2 separate regions of the Homo sapiens genome follow, and region 2 is linked to region 1. A link is an interaction called in ENCODE POLR2A ChIA-PET data of the cell type or tissue named here. Cell type or tissue: PC-9. All regions are shown on one strand. Each heading gives the region's core, and the rest is flanking DNA. Links, peaks and the distances in the headings are about the cores only.

The links. ChIA-PET counts read pairs that join two places held together with the same protein. Peaks named below come from ENCODE experiments on the same cell type or tissue, not always from the same donor. Only the 100,000 strongest peaks of a DNase experiment are listed, where the experiment ranks them.
Region 2: POLR2A ChIA-PET joins it to region 1 with 24 read pairs; 2 of 35 experiments call an interaction of 5 or more read pairs at or near these places.

The regions. Positions count from the first base shown.
Region 1 is chr12:42,756,090-42,766,276 of GRCh38, forward strand. No RefSeq gene overlaps it. Among named protein-coding and RNA genes, the nearest start is that of LINC02450, 69 kb to the left of the region's middle. RefSeq lists an enhancer at 391-1,277 and a silencer at 7,074-7,163. In PC-9, for the core only: no CTCF peak of the experiment used is centred there; DNase peaks (open chromatin) are centred at 3,982, 4,642, 5,682 and 5,982; H3K4me3 peaks cover 160 bases; H3K27ac peaks cover 3,187 bases.
Region 2 is chr12:42,828,173-42,838,359 of GRCh38, forward strand. No RefSeq gene overlaps it. Among named protein-coding and RNA genes, the nearest start is that of LINC02450, 140 kb to the left of the region's middle. In PC-9, for the core only: no CTCF peak of the experiment used is centred there; no DNase peak of the experiment used is centred there.

The DNA.
Region 1 (10,187 bases), core at 1,459-9,458:
ACTCTATTTTTGTCTTAGGGCTTTTAGAACCCTTTACCATGAGGTCGGTCTGAGTCTCCGCTCTAAGTTATGGAGCCTTGCCTGTGGAGTGTGTTTCAAGGCTGGTTTAGCTCAGTTTGTAGTTTACAATACGTACCAGTGAGCAATTTCATTAGCAATTTAGGTCAAGCATTAATTCAGAGTAAAACTTTGCTCAAACATAATGTTCCCTAGTCCTGTTCTTATAGTCAACTGAGTTATATACACATTGATATCTAGGAAGGGGATATCAGAAGCCTTCTGGGGGCAATCTCTCTGTATTCTACCAGTTCTCTGTGAACCTCACTTTCTCAGATCAGCAGAAAGGGAAGCATCATGAAGAAGTAAAGTGTTCTTCCTTGAGGCTGGCTCCCACTTTTTCCCATTTCATTTGTCTCATCATGTCTGCCTGATCCCCATCCAGGAAGAAGAGGGGCCAAGGACTCAGAATATCTTATTCTTTGGTGTAACACTAAGACCCCTTCTTCCACAAACCAAGGGACCTAACCAATTGCCCTGGCCTCCAAAAACTCGCAGAAACCTCTGCAGTCTACTTTGAAGCCACCATAAAGAGTAAATTCAACCAAAAAGTCTTGACATCTTTCTGGTTCTTCATTCAAAGAGAAATATACTTATTTTTTCTCTTTTAAATTAAATTGCAAGAGTCAAGGTCAAGTGGTCACCTGGAATTCCCAGCTGCATTATACTTTCTTCACTTTGTGGGTTCAAGTCAGACAATGAATGTGACTTCAATTTGCATATGTGGTGAAAATGGATTTTTGTCTGACTTCATCACACTTTCATCAGACAGGAGCAGGGCCTCCGCATCTTCTGACCAGTTCCATTTTTGATTACCTTTGCTTTGATGCTTGTGGATTTATTAACCAGCTAAGTGCTCACCAGAAACTTCAGCGCTGGGAGCCCTGGGCCAAAATCACAAAGTGCTCTTTCCCTCACACAAGGCTTTTGTTTAAACATTTCTTGAACGAACCAGCCTGTCAGGTCTGATTCTGTGGGAGAACATATTTGTAAGACAAAGCAATGTTGTGGCCTACCAGGAGGCCTATGACTCGCACGGTGAATTATTCACTCCTCTGCCTTGCTGGACAGGTCAGGTCACTGGTGTTCACAGCGGGGAGCAAGACATTATTCATTACCAGGCTTGGTTTGTTGTCTTCAGTGATCCCCTTCCCCCAGTGATCCCCTGTCAGGTTTTAACAAGCCATCACATTCTTTTAAACTTCCCCTGGGCAGCAGAGGTCTCCCCTACCCCCTTTTTTCTTTTTTTCACTTGCAGAAGGTACAGTAATAGGTAGAAAGCTGGAGTGGTTGTAAATTGCAGCAGTTAATGTCAAATTGATGGAGCAGTGATCAAACGAAGTTCATAACCACACGATGCAACCTGAGAGTGGAATTCTCTCTCAGACATTTCTAATGACTGGGCTATACAATCATAAACGTGAAGACCTTTTCTGGGAGGGGCAATAGAAAGAATTCATGTGGGTGACCACAACCATGAACGAGGATGACACTGGACGTCAGTTTTGGAGAGAGCTCTGATGGTTTGGGACAACGGTACCTGAGTAAGAGCCTCAGCTCTGGGACATCTTCAAGAATTAGGATTTTTCCCAGCTCCTCCACTGGTTTTCTACCCTTGATTGCAGGGATAAGAGAGGAAAAGTTTGCTTGTCTAGAAAAGCCACAGTGGCAAATTGCTGAGCTGTCTGCCTAGCTCTAGCATCCAGCACAGTCCATTCACAAAACAGAATGAGAGACAATGTCACACAATTAACAGTGACACATTTAAAAACCAATTACGCTAGACGCTACGCAGCTGACTTCCAGCTGTCTGTTCAGCTGCAGGCAGCAGGAGGAAAAGTGATTTGATGCAGGAAAACTTTACGCTAAAAAGAATCGGAGAGTAATATCCAATATATCCCATTGTTGCCTGCATATAGAAGGGAAGGGCAGGTCTGCTCACTTTTACTTTATTATATTTCTCCCCTCTGTTGGATGTAAAAGGTATAGTGTCCTAGGGTTAACATATTCAGAATGATTTAGTTGCAGAAAAAGAGGAAATTGCAACTTGATGGCAAGAGTAACGAAATGAAATGAATGACAAAGTCCCCTAAAATAACTATCAGGGTCTCCTCCCTCCACAGTGGAGGAGCCCCTCTCTGTCTCATGCTTCTCTGACATGGTCTGCACATGCTGCTGGTTGGGTGTGAAGTTAGTATCCTAGGCAGAAGAGTGAATTGACAACTTTATATGTTTTCAAGTTGTTTAAAGTATAAACCACTTTAGCGATGGATCTTGGAATGGTTGAAATTGTGGTTTGTGAAATAAGCACTTAATTTAAGATTGGAAATACCCACAGGAATAACTGAGCCTATAAAATATGAAAATTCACATCAACCTGTAATGATAAACATATATGAAGTACACAACCTGTAAAGATAAGAGTATATCACATCAACCTGTAATGATAAAAGTATATGAAGTACACAAAAGCATGACTTGAGTTTACAAGACTTGTCCAGAGAGCACAGAAAATCACGTGCTACTGGGTAATTCAGACAAATAGCTTTGGCTTGCCCTTAATTACCTAAACAATTCAGGACTGAGCTGGGCCATTTTTAACTGAATATAATTAGGGTGGTTCCCTTTGGTTGTGTGGACCTGGGTATATAATATGTTGTATTTCAATTCCTATAATTTACAGGCATATGAGCAGGCTAAATATTGTAAAGCAGGATATGGTTCCTGGAGGATGCCAGCATCCACCCACTAATTGACCTGCTAAGAACCAGCAGCAACATGCTCTCCAGTTGTGGTCTGGAGGCTGAATTACAATAAATACCCACATGAGTGTCTTATTTAGATTTGTCCGATTAAAAAAACTCATGTACAAAGCTGATGAGACCTATGTTAGTTGCAGGTTAATACTTGCTGATTTCTTGCCGTCAACTCTCCAGTAAACAAGAACGAAGGCATGGCCAGGCGCTCTCTGTTGCTGCCAGGAAGGGAGGCTTTGAGAAGCCAGCTGCAGGGCAGGGGCATGGCCAGGAGCATTGGTCTTGGAGCCAGATAATTTGGGTTGCACTCTTTGTTTGGATACTTCTCTTCCTTTGACCCTTCGTCACTTATGGAAGCTAGACCACAGTTTTCTCATCTGCAAAATAGAGGCAATGATGTGGTTCTCACAGATGGTTGTGAGATACAAGGCGGCAAGGTTTGAGACTGCTCCTTATAATTAAGTCGTTGGCATAGAGGAAAAGACTGGTGTTTGCAATCCCTTTACTAGGCAGCATCTTGGTGGGAATTCTGAGAAAGGACCCAGTGAGCCTATGGCCAGTCTCCTCCAACTTGGGATGGTGTCTAGATTCCAAACAAAGAGCCAGTGGGCAGCAGAAAAGCAAAGCACTGGTTTCTGACTGAGGGGCCATTGGGCCCCCCGTGGGAGACAGATCTTTAATAATGTTTTTAATGACAGTTCCTTTCCAATGTGGGGGAAGTCTGTACTGAGAGAAACTCGATGCCTCTGGCCTCGGGCGGCAGAATTACCATGTATCTTTTAATCTCAAGGAATAAGGAGCTTTAGTTCACAACAACCCTGTGCATCTTGTCTAGGCCTCCTGCTACACTGTGTTCAGGTAATCACATCAAATGGAGAAATCAGATAGTTTCTGGCTGATTCAAAATGTCCTGGCTGAGAGGCAGAGGAGATGTCAACAGAGATTTCAGGCTCATGGAAAAACGCTCAGGTCCAGCTTCATCTGCTTGTTCCATTCTAATCAGAGAGGTCCTCTGTGGGTCGTAAGACAAGAAACTAGGGGTTTAAAGGTCCCTCAGGAACCAGGGACCAAAATCTGGATCTGAGGAGCAAAATGCTTAAACAAGCTCTGTCTGAGGAGTGAAGGTTAAATGACCCCAGGAATGGGCCAGCTCTTTCTTAAGCAACTTCCTTGGTTTGGGGCCAGAAGGCCTGATGCCCAGTGTCTGTGAATGCACAGGATTGCAGGCGGAGTGCAGCACTTGAGCACCTTCTGTGCTTTTCAGCTCAGCCTTGGAGCAGTTTTATTCCATAAATATTATTATATTTTATATTATATATCATATATAAGTGTATTATAAAAGGCAAAATTGTGACCTGTTGGGTCTTGGACTCAGAACCCATGCTATGGAAAAAGGGACTTCACCCAGTAATAAAATGCTTTGGGATTAGTCCCATCAAAAAGATAAAAATCTTAAATTGCAAGCATCATAAGAGATCTAACTTTATTTAATCGTGGACACGTTTCCTGCTCTAACTTTTTAAAGATGGTCTGCATTTGAAAAGAATTAGGACAATCCTGTATCTTTGATCAACTTGAAAGTCTCTTTAGGGGAAGATATTTAACACTCTGGTTTTTAAACAGAAATCTAAATATGCATCAGCTAATAGTTTCCTACATTAAGCAGTATCAACTTTGCCATTTCATGACATCCAAATGAATAGGAGACCTGTTTTATGCTTAAAAGTGACTATCTGTGAACTAAACACACTTGACTGAGAGGTTTTTATGTGTCATTATTTTTGACACAGCTTGTCATTAGTTTTAACTTTGACCTGATTGCAATGAGGAATTTGGTTGTGCAAGCTTGCCTATTGTTTATCTATACTCAGACTTAATTATTGCTTCCCAGGTCAGTCATCACCATTTTAAGTGGAAAGAAATGGCTTTAACCCTTGGGATGATTCCCACAGAGTTTATTTTGTGTACTTGGATCATGAGGTCAGATGCATAGAAAAAGTGGTCACAGTACTCCTGGGGTGGGGGTGGGGTGAAGTGCAGTCCAGCTACTTGGTGGAGGAGAAAAGTGCGAGGCTTTCTCTCTTGTAGAATCACCTTAGTGGAGATGCGTGAGTCAAAAACTAAGGGGCAGAAGAACGGCCATTGTATGGTGTCTCAGAAGAGTCCTTCTTTCCGTTTCCCCACTATAAAGCTTTTTTTTTTTTTTTTTTTAATTTTCACCATTAAATTCCTTACAGTGGGAGGCACTATTGATACGATGGGCAGGGTAATTTTTCTCTTGTGTCTAATTCCTGGCTATTGCAGGATGTTTAGCATCTCTGACTTTCTTCCCCCAATTATTTTGGCAACAACAATGTCTCCAGAATGTTCAAAATTTACTAAACACATTAACCTGGTTAGTAGAGAACAAAGCATGACTCAGATGAGAAGGCCAGAGAAATTTTCTTGGGAAAAGAGAAGAGAGGGAAGCTTCAGATTCTGCTATAGATCATGTCAAGTGGTAGAGGTGCTAAAAATTTCTGTGGAGGAGCACCAGCAATGAACCTTGCCTACTAGAATTTAGCTGAATGTGTCCCTTGTTAGGTGGGGAGGGGGGAAGGAATAACATTTCTTGAGTAACTACTATGTGCCAGCAATTTGTAGTAATTATCCAACCTACTCATCATTATTCTGTGAATTAGGTATAATTATTCAACTTTCATATAAGGAACTTAGGGCTGACAGTGACAAAGTTGGGATAGGAATCCCTGACTGCTAAAACTGAAGCTGTCTCTCTTTAAAGATTTGAACTCATTATGAAACTTCCTCTGCATTCTAAGTTCAATGTTTTTCTTGTCATCCTGGGTGTTCAAGATCATATAAACAGATAAGGAAACTAGGGTTCTGTTACTTAACTTGAACAACTTACCTCTACCATGAACCTGGTAGAAGATGCCAATCAGAGCTGGGCCTGCTTAAGTGCTTGCAGCTACAATTACTGTATAATTCCTGACAACACTAGGCCTTGCTTTATACCGTGATGGCCATCATTTCCTTCTCAAAACTGACCCGTGCAGAGTGACTTGATAAGATATTCATGATACCATGATGGGCTGGAACTTGGGTCTGGGGTTCAGTGGCAGAGACTGGACAGGTGTTAGATAAACCTGTTTCCCTTTGCACCAGGACATACGACTAGACTACATTCCTCCGTTCCTTGTGGTTAGGAGTAGTCATAAACTAGATTTTGGCAAATGGAATGTGACTGAAAGTTATGTACATCACTTCCAGGCCTGGCCTATAAAATCCTCCCTGGGGATCCTCCATCATCCTTCCTCCCTGTCTGCTGGATAAATTTTGGCACCAAATGACCTTGAAAACCATGTGTTGTATGTGCCAGAGCCTTTATCACCCTGGGTCCCTCTGAAGCAAACTCCCTTTTTCAGACCCTCCCACTGTTGATTGGATTTTATACACTGGGTTCAGCTCACTAGTGTGCTTAAATTAACTATCTGGCTTTCACTGGCTGGCAAGAGCTGACTGTTAAATTTGCAGGAATTGTGTAAGCCAGTTGACATCAAGTTGATAGCTTGGAATCAGTGTGATTGGAGCACTTACAATACAGAGGTTGGCAAGTGCTATACATCAGGGCTTTTATTGCAGAGAGTCATTTTACCAGCACACCACTGGTTAAGCCACTGAAAAGTATTATTATGTAGGTAGCATTATCATAATTTATATTCTGTGACACAAAGTGTTGTTCTGCCTTAAGACAACCTAAAAGGTGTGAAATTGGCTTAGAGGTTGGTGGAAGGTGGCAAGAGGTGGGATTTGAGGAAATGAATGTCAGAGACAGGAAAAACAGGAGCATGTTATGCAGTGACAAGACAATTGGTAAAACGTTGTCTGTGATAACTTGGAAGGCAATGTGCCCATGTAGCCCATACCTCTAGGGGAGATGGTTGGAAAACAGAATGGTAGTAGTGTGTATTGGCTATTAGTAGCTGAAGTTAAAAAGTATTAGAAAATAAGAGATAAAACCCAGGCAAACACTGACTTGTTTATAAATAGAAATAAAGAGGAATAGCATCCAGAAATAAAGGACTTGTAAAATTTTAAAAAGTTTACTACTTTAAGACCCCAAATAGTAGGAAATAAGACAGGAATAACTTTTATATAACAAAGCCTCCATTAAAAAGTAAATCTATACTCAGGTTTTTTTTTTTCAATCATCACAAATACTTTTAAGATGTGAAGTGTTTGAATGCATTTAGATTTTGAGTTTCATTTTGAATCACTTGAAAAATAAAATTAGCCCTGTGGTTTGCTCTTACCATCAAACTTACTGTTCCAGTTACCTTTTTTTGCTGTGTAACAGAACACTTCAAAACCTAGTTGTGGTCGGGCACAGTGGCTCACACCTGTAATCCCAGCACTTTGGGAGGCTGAGGCAGGCGGATCACCTGAGGTCAGGAGTTCGAGACCAGCCTGACCAACATGGAGAAAACCCCATCTCTATTAAAAATACAAAATTAGCTGGGCATGGTGGGGCATGCCTGTAATACCAGCTACTCGGGAAGCTGAGGCAGGAGAATCGCTTGAACCCAGGAGGTGCAGGTTGCGGTGAGCCGAGATCATGTCATTGCACTCTAGCCTGGGCAACAAGAGCGAAATTCCATCTCAAAAACAAAACAAAACAAAACCTAGTTGCTTAAAACAACAATAATCATTTATTTTGCTCATGAATCTGTAATTCGGGCAGAGCTCAGAAAGGAAAGCTTGTCTCTGCTCCATGCAGTGTCAGCTAGGGTAGATTAACTAAAGGCTGGAGGGTCTGCTTCAAGGTGACACACGTGTCTGGCAAATGTGTACTGGAGATTGGCTGGAAGCTTGGATGGGATTGAGGGATGTGGGCTTGGCTCCCTCCCGACGTGGCCTTCTGTATGTAGCTTGGGCTTCTTCACAAAATGGTGGCTGGGTTGTAAGAACAAGTGTCCTGGCAGAGAGCCAGGTGGAAGCTGTGTTGCCTATTAAAAACTACTTTGGAAGTCACATAGCATCATTTGCCCTGTACTCTGTTATTCCAAGTAGTCACAAAGGCCCTCCCTAGGTTCAAACGGGAAGAACATCCATTCCACTTTTTGACAGGGAGTGGCAAGGTTCTAGAAGAATGTGTGGGATGAGAAAGATGACTGTGGATGTTTGCAACATATGTTCTGCTGGGGAGTGAGAGAATCACAGCTCAATTCATTTAAGAACCCATCTTAAATGATCTAGAGAAATTTGTTACCTTAAAGTGATGTTTTGAAGTTAGTGCATTCATTTTCTACTAGTCTAAGCCCAAAACCTGTTATCCAGGTAATAACCAGAATACAGTCTATAGGGCAAGAAGTCCTGAAGGGATACCTGGAGAAATTTAGAGAGAAACAAAGACTTCTTACTGGATAAGACTAGGCGAGAATTCATGGCCATCCATTTATCCAATGAACATTTGTCGAAGGCCTTCTATGTGTCAAGAACCATTCAAATCACTAAGGAGATAAAAATGAATCATTTACTTTTGCTCTCAAGGAAACTGAAGGTGGTGGTGAGGATGAGGGTTGGAGGTGAATAGAGAGGCATCTGTATGTTTACGAACTGTTACTATAGACCAGTGATAGGGGAACAGTGCTTGTGGAGTGCTGAAGTTGATGGTGTCTCATTCTACTTGGGACAGTTGTGAAAAGTGGAGAAAATTTGACCTGAATCTTCTCTTATGAAAAATCAAGAGTCAAGTTCCTAGCAGAGGTGGGGCTGCCAACCCGGCTTTACTGACTCAGAAATCTAGTGCTCTTTCCATAAAACAATTCAACTTTTTTAGATTAAATTGTGTTGTACACATTACGAATAGATTGCGAGTTCAGCTGTTAAAATTCCTTGTGAATTTTTTTTGTTCTTTAAATACTGGAGAGATGTAGGCAAAGGTTTTGATTAGATATATTAACAAGGGACTGGGAGAGCATGCAAACAGACCATCTTCAGATTATGCAGAAGTCTTATTGGATCTGAGAACTTCAGTTTCCTTAACTAAACTTTTACAAGAGCTGCTAACAAGGTATCACAGAGATTTGTTTTCATTTTGTTGCTTTCCTTTTGCTTAGCAATTATCTGAGGGAAATTGTAATATAATGGCCAAAAAGGTAAACATAAAAAATTAAGGACATGAATTATCTAGTAGTCCAGAAATTAGGAATTAAAGACATGTGCTTTTCTTAGGATCTCAAAAATTCGTGATCCTAAAACAGTTGACCCTGAATATTTAACACAGAATTTGTTTCCTCCTCCATCTCTTATAAACTTTGATTTGGTCCAGAGTTCTTGGAGCCTGACGAAGATGAAGAGCAATGATTACTTAACTCCACTTTGTCAAAAATCTCAAATTTTTCTGATATTTCTGGTAACTGTAAAGGTGGCAAAACATTCTTAAAATGAGAAACTTTTAAGTTAAACTCATTTTAATTTAAAAAGGGGCATGCCGCCTGTAATCCCAGCACTTTGGGAGGCCGAGGCGGGCGGATCAGTGAGGTCAGGAGATCGAGACCATCCTGGCTAACACAGTAAAACCCCGTCTCTACTAAAAAAAAAATACAAAAAATTAGCTGGGCGTGGGCGTGGTGATGGGCGCCTGTAGTCCCAGCTACTCGGGAGGCTGAGGAGGGAGAATGGCGTGAACCCGGGAGGTGGAGCTTGCAGTGAGTCAAGATCGCGCCACTGCACTCCAGCCTGGGCAACAGAGTGAGACTCTGTCTCAAAAAAAAAAAAAAAAAAAAGCGGTGGGGGGGCGGGGCGCATGCCACTCATGAAGTGAATTTAAGAGAAAAAGAAAGATGCTGCTAAATGGAACAAATGGTCAGTGTGCTTTTGCCATCCCTGGCATATGGGTTGGGATGATGAAAAGCTTTAACGAATTGTGGACTACTAGTGAAGTTTCTTGCCTCTGGAAACTTTATCAAAATCTATTTCCCAAACCTTGTCTTAAAGCTGTCATCTGATGAATCATGTTCTGATGTGACATGTGTTGTACTGAGAGCCAAGGTGAATTTGTCCTCATTTTATGTGTCTTCCTAAGCCTGGGACAGCTCATGGAGAGCAGTGCACCACCCGTCTCAATGATCTTCATGCTATAACAAATGTAAGTTTGTAATCAGATAGCTACTGCTGGCCAGGTATGACAAAATGCTAATTCTAATTATAAATTATATTTTCAAATGCGTTTCACAGTTTATAACTGAGTGAGAAATGCTTAATTCTCGCCATGTGAACTTCCAGATTGCTATGTTGAGTGGTGCAGATGTAGCTTTCTTAAGAACCTTTGAAGCCAAAATTCAGCTTTTACGTCAAAACATCTTACTCTTG
Region 2 (10,187 bases), core at 1,048-9,047, 72 kb after region 1:
AAGTTTATTAAGGAGAATTGACTCACATGATCACAAGATGAAGTCCCACAATAGGCCGTCTTAAAGCTGAGGAGCAAGGAAGCCAGTAGTGGCTCAGTCCAAGTCCCGAAGCTTCAAAAGTAGGGAAGCTAGCAGTGCAGCCTTCAGTCTGTGTCTAAAGGCCTGAGAGCCCCTGGCAAACCAATGGGATATGTTCAAGAGTCTAAGAGCCAAAGAACCTGGAGTCTGATGTTTAAGGGCAGGAAGCACTCAGCTCGAGAGAAATATGAAATCCAGAAGACTCAGGAGGCAGCTTATCCCACCTTCTTCCACCTGCTTTTGTTCTAGCTGCGCTGGCAGCCAATTGGATGGTGCCCACCCGGATTGAGGGTGGGTCTTCCTCTTCTACTGACTCAGGTGTTAATTTCCTCTGGCAACACCCTCACAGACACACCCAGAAACAACACTTTATCAGCTATCTAGGTATCCTTCAATCCAATCAAGTTGTTACATGATATTAATCATCATATCCTGGATCTTAAACTGTTTAAGGGTACATATATATGTCAGTTGGGTGAACCAGTACACTTTTTCCAAATACACACATCTACTCAACTGTATAAAGACTTCCGTGTTTGGTGATTGATAATATTCATTTCCTTTAACGTAGGAGACACTATTTTGGAACGTTTTGAATGACATTTTTGTGGTTCACGCTGAAGGAGCGCTTCAGAGGCCAAACATATTATAGGAACGGCCTTTTAGAATTTTGCTGTCTGTCTCTTTTTTTTTTTTTTTTTTCCAGATGGGATCCAAGGTAACAGGCCTTGATGTGACTTTTTCTCTACTGGCATCTTTATGATGATGAAGTTCCAGCATATGTTGGTGGTTCCCTTCCATCTGTCTGGGGATCCAGCAGGGGGATGGAAACCCCAGCCAAACTACTTTTAGGAACAAATACACAATATAAAGACTTTCCATTTCCTCTCATTTTGTTTTCTCTTTTGTTTCTCATTATGTAAATTCCAGAAAACTAATCATGCAGTAGAACAGGACAAGCAGAGCCTTTATGGTCAGAGTTCTTAATTCATCTGTGTTAGATGCCCAAGGCCGTAGTCTGGCGTTGTATTTTAATGTCTTGAGAAGAAGGGGGATTGAATGCATTCCAGAATATCTTTGATTTAGTAAAAAAAAGATATCAGGCCCAGAATATTTCAGGATACAGTGCTGAGAACAGAGTACTGGAATTAGCCACTCTAGGAAAAAAGGAGTTTAGCCTTGTTATAGGAGTTAAAGACTGAAGCAATTTAAACAAGGTCCTTGTATATCAGAGCACTTTCCTTCTGGTATTCTTGTTAGTTTAACCCATGATAAAATTCTGGATTTTAGTAAATCTGATTCCTGATTAAATTTTTTTCCTGAAAACCCTCTGCCAGGTAATTTTTGGGGGGATTGGAGTGGTAATGCCCTGCTTTTCTCTCTTTTCCATTTTCAAGACTTTTCCTAAGCTGGACTATTTGAATCCCATCTCCAGCTCTCAACTACCCACCATGTAATATAAGCTGGGCATAATGTTAGAAGTACTTATCATGCCTTATCTTATTTTAGTCTCATAGCAATTCTGGGTGCAGATGCTATTATTTATTCCTATTTTACAGAAAAGAAAATTGAGGTATAGGGATTAAATAAATCGCCCAAGGCCACTCTGCTAGTAAGTGGTGAAGCAGGGATCAACCCACTGGAATGCCTTTTCCTTGGGGTCCTAAGACCTGCATAGTCCTTAATCAGAAGGAGATGAAAGAGCCTATTTGACAGCTCAGGTAACTCAGTTCCGACTCGAGTTTGTTGTATTACTCTTGCTTCCTTTACACATTTCTGCCTTGTTCATGAGAACTCCTGTTCCCGGATTTTTTTGTCATAGTTCCCATAACTATGGTTTTATCTGATTCCCTATACCAGGGTTTCTTAACAGTGACTTTTTTTTTTGAGATGCACATCTTTGTTGTATGTATGTGTGTGTCAGGGGTGGGTGGGTGGGTGGGTGGATGGGGCTGTTCTGTCATTTCTCGTTCAGTAGCATAACCGGGCTCTATCTGCTAGATGTCAGTAGTACCCCCAGATGTGACAACCAAAGTGTCTCCAGACATTGCTAAGTGTCCCTGCGGTGGGGAGTGGAGGTGGTCGGCCTTGGTTTGGAGCCCCTGTCTCATACCGACATTCCTGACTGCTGGTTAGATTGTCTTACTCAGACTGAGACTCTGCCTTGCTTAAACACTAACCCTGAATGTCAGTTCTGTGCCTGGACCCTCTTAGCACCACACCTTTGTGACGCTAGTCACTTGCTGGAATCGCTGCATATTTTCTGGTTCTGGACTCTTCATCAGCATGCATCTGTCCTTGGGGCACCTATCCGCAGGCACCTAACCTGATGATAAATTCTCGCCAGACACCATGTTCTCTGATTTGTGCTAAGCTCCCCAGATGGACTCCCTCTGGCTGTCTCTACAGTTCCATCATGTCTCGTCCGAGTCAATTTGTTCTATGGTATTTATGACTGAGCCTTAAGTCTCTGCTCCGATTCAGCCTTTATCTCTTTGAGGGCTGCTGCCCTATAGTTAGTTCAAATGAACTCTCCACTTTGATCTTTGACTAGATTTAAAATTCCACCTTTGATATAGCGGAGAATGCATGTTACATGGGAATCAGGTAGATTTCAAGTTGTGGGAAAGGCAAAAATTTGTATAGTTAATTTTTCTCTTGAAAATTGCGTATGAAAAAGCTAGTGAAGACCAACATTTTCATCTTTCACTAAGTCCAACCCAGTTATAATCTTCTCCAGCATTGGGACACATTCCTGTAATTTAATTCAAAAAGAAAGGATTTTTAAATATTAGAATTATATTCACTATGACAAGAAACGTACACCATGAGAGCACTTGGGAACTAAGACTGAATAATCAATGGCATTTTCACCTCTTGCCTCTTACACTAACTTTACGTAGGGCCCTGGCTTCCAAGTAGAAGCAGGAATGGAGTCATATGGAACAATGATTCCTGTGGTTTCTCTCTCTCCTTTCTTTTGCTTTCACTGTTGTTGTTCTTGAATATAAATATGTTGCTAAATACATAGGATGCCATTGTTTTGTAATTGACTATTTCCTGGGAGCAGTGGAAAAGAAGGAAGCAAGAAAGGCTTTGCTAGTGCATATCAGCATTAAGCCAGACATAGTGATTTTCAAACCTTCTTCCCAAGGAGTTCTAGGAGTTCCTCAGAGGAGCTTCAGGCTGTTGGGACAGGATAGTGCTTGTTTCGATAACAGAAGCTCTGCTTTCTTTTCCCTTTTGCTTTTCAAAATTTTGTATAAAATTTAATGTGAACAATAGATTCAATGGCTAAAAAAACATTAAATTGTGCAAAACACTCAGACTCAGCCATATTGTTGATATTTATTTTTCTGATTCATGGTTTGCTTTTTATCTCATGCTTTGATTCATATGAGCATATCCATGCACACTCAATAGTTTCTAAGCATTTTAGAAACAAAATGTAATCATACTTTATATTCTAAGCATAACTTTTTTCATGTATCAATTTATTATGGTCATTTTTGCATGTCAGAACATATAAAATGATTTTGTGACATTCAATAATATGATACCACAATTGATAAGTATTCAGTGCTGTATTTCAAACAATGCAGCAAAAGTTTTTCCTATACATACTAAGTATTTTTTCAGGATAGATTCTGAGAAACAGAGCTTAATAGTCTAAGGTCTGTACATTTAAGCTTTTCATAGAGACTTTCAAGTCACACTAATAAATAGGGATCTAATTTAAAATTATACTGGTAGTATGAGTCTTCTCTATACCAATATCCTAGGCAAAACTGATTATTAATCAATTTAATTTTTACTAAGCAATTGGGTGAAAAAAATTGTTATTTTCATTTAATTTTCCTGATCAATGGTGAAGTATTTTACCTTTTAAAATACTGACTAGTCACTTATATTTCTTCTGTGAGTTACTTTTCCATATACTTAGCTCATTTTTTCTGCTTGGTTGCTTAATTTCTCATATTAATTTTCAGGAACTGTTTTCTAAATACTTTTTTCCCAGTTGCTTGTATTGTATATATTGTATTACAGTCTGTCACTCACCTTCTAATTTTGATTATCATTTATTTAACTGTTTAGTAGTAAGGATGTATATATTCAAATCTCTCATTTTTTTGATCTCATTTTAAAATGATGTATTTTGCTTAGAAGGCCTTCTGTGTTATAGGCTTTCAAAAATATCCTTTTAAATAGTATTTTATATTGCATTTTTTGTTTAGACATTACTTTTGCACATGGCATGAACCTGACTCTGTTCTTCAAAATACAGTCTGTGTTTTAGAGTGCTTTTCAAATAATTTATCATTTCCTTACTCTCTGAGTCTGTCAGTGATGCTATAACAAAATACCTGAGATGGACAATTTATAAAGAACAGAAATTTATTTCTCACCATTCTAGAGGCTGAGAAATCCAAGAGCAAAGCATAAGCAGGTTTTGTGTCTGGGGAGGGACCAGTCTCTACTTCCAGGATGGTGACTTAAACACTGCTTCCTATGAATGGAAGCTGTGTCCTCATGTGGCAGAAGAGACAGACTCAGTCCCATAAGCCCTTTTATAAGGCACTAAGCCCTCATTACTTAATCACCCCCTAAAGACTTCACCTCTTAATATTATCACATTGATGATTACATTTCAACATGTGGGCTGGGTGTGGTGGCTCACACCTGTAATCCCAGCACTTTGGGAGGCTGAGGCGGGTAGATTACTTGAGGTCAAGACTTTGAGACCATCCTGGGCAACATAATGAAACCTTGTATCTACCCAAAAAACTCAAAAATTATCCAGGCATGTTGGCATGTGCCTGTAATCCCAGCTACTTGGGAGGCTGAGGTGGGAGAATTGCTTGGACACAGGAGGCGGAGGCTGCAGTGAGCTGAGATCACATCACTACACTTCAGCATAAGTGACAGAGTGAGTCCTGTCTCAAAAGAAAAAAAAAGATTCAACATATGAATGTTGGAGGACACATTTAGACCATAGCACCTATTGAATTCACATGCCACGTTTCTTATCTTTTACATTTCTACATATAGTTGGTAAACTCTGAACTTTGTATTTTTTTTACTTTAAAATAAACTTTTAAATTTTACTCAATAGTTTTAGTAGGTTTTTTTAGCATCAAACAAAATAGATTTTATTTATTTCAATAGGTTTTTGGGGAACAGGTGGTGTTTGGTTACATGGATAAGTTCCTCAGTGGTGATTTCTGAGATTTTGCTGCACCTGTCACCTGTGCAGTGTACACTGTATTCAATGTATAGTTTTTTGTCCCTCCCCCCAGCCCTTTCTCCTAGTCTCTAAAGTCCATTGCATCATTCTAATGCCTTTGCATCCTCATAGCTTAGCTCCCACTTACGAGTGAGAACATACGATGTTTGGTTTCCCATTCCTGAATTACTTCACTTAGGATAATGGTCTCCAATTCCATCCAGGTTACTGTGAATGCCATTATTTCATTCCTTTTTATGGCTGAGTAGTATTCCATGGTATGTATGTGTGTGTGTGCGCGTATATATATATATATATATATACACACACACACACACATATATCATAATTTCTTTATCCACTTGTTGATTCATGGCCGTTTGGGCTGGTTTCATATTTTCGCAATTGCGAATTGTGCTGGTATAAACATGGGTGTGCAAGTATCTTTTTCGAATAATGACTTCTTTTCCTCTGGGTAGATACCCCACAGTGGGATTGCTGGATCAAATAGTAGTTCTACTTTTAGTTCTTTAAGGAATCTTCACATTATTTCCCATAGTGGTTATACTAGTTTACATTCCCACCAGCAGTGTGGAAGTGTTCCCTTTTCACCACATCCATGCAAACATCTGTTATCTTTTCATTTTTTGATTATGGCCATTCTTGCAAGAGTAAGGTGGCATCGCATTGTGATTTTGATTTGCATTTGTCTGATCATTAGTGATGTTGAGCAGTTTTTCATACGTTTGTTGGCTATTTGTATGTCTTCTTTTGAGACTTGTCTATTCATGTCCTTAGCCCACTTTTTGATGGGATTGTTTTTCTCTTGCTGATTTGTTAGAGTTCCTTGTACATTTGGATATTAGTCCTTTGTTGGAAGTATAAATTGTGAAGATTTTTCTCCCACTCTGTGGGTTGTCTGTTTACTCTGTTAATTGTTTCTTTTGCTGTGCAGAAACTTTTTCAGTTTAAGTCCCATCTATTTATCTTTGGTTTTGTTACATTTGCTTTTGGGTTCTTGGTAATGAAGTCTTTGCTTAAGCCAGTGTATAAAAGGGTTTTTCCAATGTTATCTTCTAGAATTTTTGTGGTTTCAGGTCTTACATTTAAGTATTTGATCTATCTTGAGTTGCTTTTGTATAAGGTAAGAGATGAGGATCCAGTTCCATTCTTCTACATGTGGCTAGCCAGTTATTCCAGCACCATTTGTTGAATAGGGTGTCCTTTCCCCACTTTATGTTTTTGTTTGCTTTGTTAAAGATCAGTTGGCTGTAAGTACTGGGCTTTATTTCTGGGTTCTCTATTCTGTTCCATTGGTCTATCTGCCTATTTTTATACCAGTACCATGCTATTTTGGTGACTATGGCCTTATAGTATAGTTTAAAGTAAGGTATTGTGAAGCCTCCAGATTTGTTCTTTTTGCTTAGCTTTTCTTTGGCTATGTGGACTCTTTTGGTTCCATATGAATTTTAGGATTTTTTTTTCTAGTTCTTTAAAGAATGATGGTGGTATTTTGATGGGAATTGCATTGAATTTGTAGATTGTTTTTGGCAGTATGGTCATTTTTTTTTTGAATATTGAGTCTACCTATCCATGAGCATGAGATGTGTTTCCATTTGTTTGTGTCATCAGTGATTTCTTTCAGCAGTGTTTTGTAGTTTTCCTTTTAGATCTCTTTTACCTCCTTGGTTAGGTATATTCCTAAGTATTTTATTTATTTTTTTTGCAGCTATTGTAAAAGGGGTTGAGTCCTTGATTTGATTCTCAGCTTGGTTGCTGTTGTTGTATAGCAGAGCTACTGATTTGTGTACATTAATTTTGTATCCTGAAACTTTGCTGAATTTATTTATAAGTTTTAGGGGCTTTTTGGAGGAGTCTTTAGGGTTTTCTAGGTATATGATCATATCATCAGCAAACAGCGACTGTTTGACTTTGACTTCCTCTTTACCAATTTGGATGCACTTTATTTCTTTGGCTAGTCTGATTGCTCTGGCTAGGACTTCCAATACTATGTTGAATAGAAGTGGTGAGAGTGAGCATCCTTGCTGTGTTCCAGTTCTTAGGGGGAATGTTTTCAGCTTTTTCTCATTCAGTATAATGTTGGCTGTGGGTTTGTCATAGATGGCTTTTATTACGTTAAGGTATGTTCCTTCTATGCTGATTTTGCTGAGGATTTAAACCATAACATGATGCCACATTTTGTAAAATGCTTTTTCTGCATCTATTGAGAGATCATGTGATTTTTTGTTTTTAATTCCGTTTATGTGGTGTATCACATTTATTGACTTGTGTACGTTAAACCATCCCTACATCCCTTGTATGAAACCCACTTGGTCATGGTGGATTATCTTTTCAATATGCTGTTTGATTTGGTTTGCTAGTATTTTGTTGAGGATTTTTGCATCTATGTTCATTAGGGATATTGGTTTCTAGTTTTCTTTTTTTGTTATGTCCTTTCCTGGTTTTGGTGTTAGAGTGAACTGGCTTCATAGACTGATTTAGGGAGGATTTCCTCTTTTTCTATCTTATCAGATAGTGTCAATAGAATTGGTACCAATTCTTTGAATGTCTGATAGAATTCAGCTGTTAATCTATCTGGTCCAGGACTTTTTTTGTTGGCAGTTTTTTTATTGCCATTTCAATCTCACTGCTGGTTATTGGCCTGTTCAGTTTCTATTTCTTCCTGGTTTAATCTGGGAGGGTTGTATATTTCCAGGAATTTACCCATTTCCTCTAGGTTTTCTAGTTTATGTGCATAAAGGTGTTCATAGTAGCATTGAATAATCTTTTGTATTTCTGTGATATCAGTTGTAATATCTCCCATTCCATTTCTAATTGAGCTTATTTAGATCTTCTCTCTTCTTTTCTGGTTAATCTTGCTAATGGTCTATCAATTTTATTTTTTTGAAAGAACCTGCTTTTGGTTTCATTTATCTTTGAATTTCTTTTGTTTTCAATTTATTTAATTCTGCTCCAATCTTGGTTATTTCCTTTCTTCTGCTGGGTTTGCGTTTGGCTTGTTTTTGTTTCTCTAGTTCCTTGAGGTGTGACCTTAGATTTTGTGTTCTTTCAGACTTTTCGATGTAGGGATTTAAGGGTATGAACTTTCCTCTTAGCACTGTCTTTGCTGTATCCCAGAGGCTTTGATAGGTTGTGTCACTATTATTCAGTTCAAAAAATTTTTAAATTTCCATCTTGATTTCTTTGTTGACCCAGCAATCATTCAGGAGCAGGTTATTTAATTTCCATGTATTTGCATGGTTTTGAGGGTTCCTTTTGGAGTTGATTTCCAATTTTATTCCACCATGGTCCGAGAGAGTACTTGATATAATTTCAATTTTCTCAAATTTATTGAGAGTTGTTTTGTGGCCTATCATATGGCCTATCTTAGAGAAAGTTCCATGTGCTGATAAATAGAATGTATAGTCTGTAGTTGTTTGGTAGAATGTTCTGTAAATATCTGTTAAGTCCATTTTTTCCAGGGTATAGTTTAAATCCATTGTTTCTTTGTTGACTTTCTCTCTTGATGACCTGTCTAGTGCTGTCAGTGGAGTATTGAAGTCCCCCAAATTATTGTGTTGCTACTCATTTCTTGGCTCTGGTAGTAATTGTTTTATAAATTTGGGAGCTCCAGTGTTAGATAGATATATATTTAGGATTGTGATATTTTCCAGTTGGACAAGTCCTTTTATCATCCTATCATGTTCCTTGCTGTTGCTTTAAAGCTTGTTTTGTCTGATATAAGAATAGCTACTTCTGCTGGTTTTTGGTGTCCATTTGCATGGAATATCTTTTTCCACCCCCTTACCTTAAGTTTATGTGAGTCCTTATGTATTAGGTGAGTCTCTTGAAGACAGAAGATAGTTGGTTGGTGAATTCTTATCCATTCTGCCAATCTGAATCTTTTAAGTGGAGCATTTAGGCCATTTACATGCAACATTAGTATTGAGATGTGAGGTACCATTCTATTATTGTGCTATTTGTTGCCTGAATAACTTGTTTTTTTCCCTTGTGTTTTTGTTTTATAGGTCCTGTGAGATTTATGCTTAAGGAAGTTCTATTTTGGTGTGTTTTGGGGATTTGTTTCAAGATTTAGAGTTCCTTTTAGCAATTCCCATAGTGCTGGTTTGGTAGTGGTGATTTCTCTCAGCTTTGTTTGTCTGAAAAAGACTATCTTTCCTCCATTTACAAAGCTTAGTTTTGCTGGATACCAAATTCTTCGTTGATAATTATTTTGTTTAAGAAGCCTAAAGATAGGGCCCCAATCCCTTCTAGCTTTTAGGGTTTCTGCTGAAAAATCTGCTGTTAGTCTGATAGGTTTTCCTTTATAGGTTACCTGATACTTTTGCCTCATGGCTTTTAAGATTCTTTCCTTTGTCGCTGGGCGCAGTGGCTCACGCCTGTAATCCCAGCCCTTTGGGAGGCTGAGATGGGCGGATCACCTGAGGTCAGGAGTTTGAGATCAGCCTGGACAACATGGTGAAACCCTGTCTCTACTTAAAACACAAAAATTAGCCAGGCATGGTCACAGGCACCTGTAATCCCAGCTACTTGGAAGGCTGAGGCAAGAGAATTGCTTGAACCTGGGAGGTGAAACTTGCAGTGAGCCAAGACCACGCCATTGCATTCCAGGCTGGGCAACAAGAGTTAAAACTCAGTCTCAAAAAGATTCTTTCCTTTGTCTTAACTTTAGATAACCTGATGCCTATGTGCCTAGGTGATGATCTTTTTGTGATAAATTTCCCTGGTGTTCTTTGAGCTTCTTGTATTTAGTTGTCTAGATCTCTAGCAACACTGGGGGAATTTTCCTCGATTATTCCATCAAATATGTTTTCCAAGCTTTTAGATTTATCTTCTTCCTCAGGAACACCAATTATTCTTATGT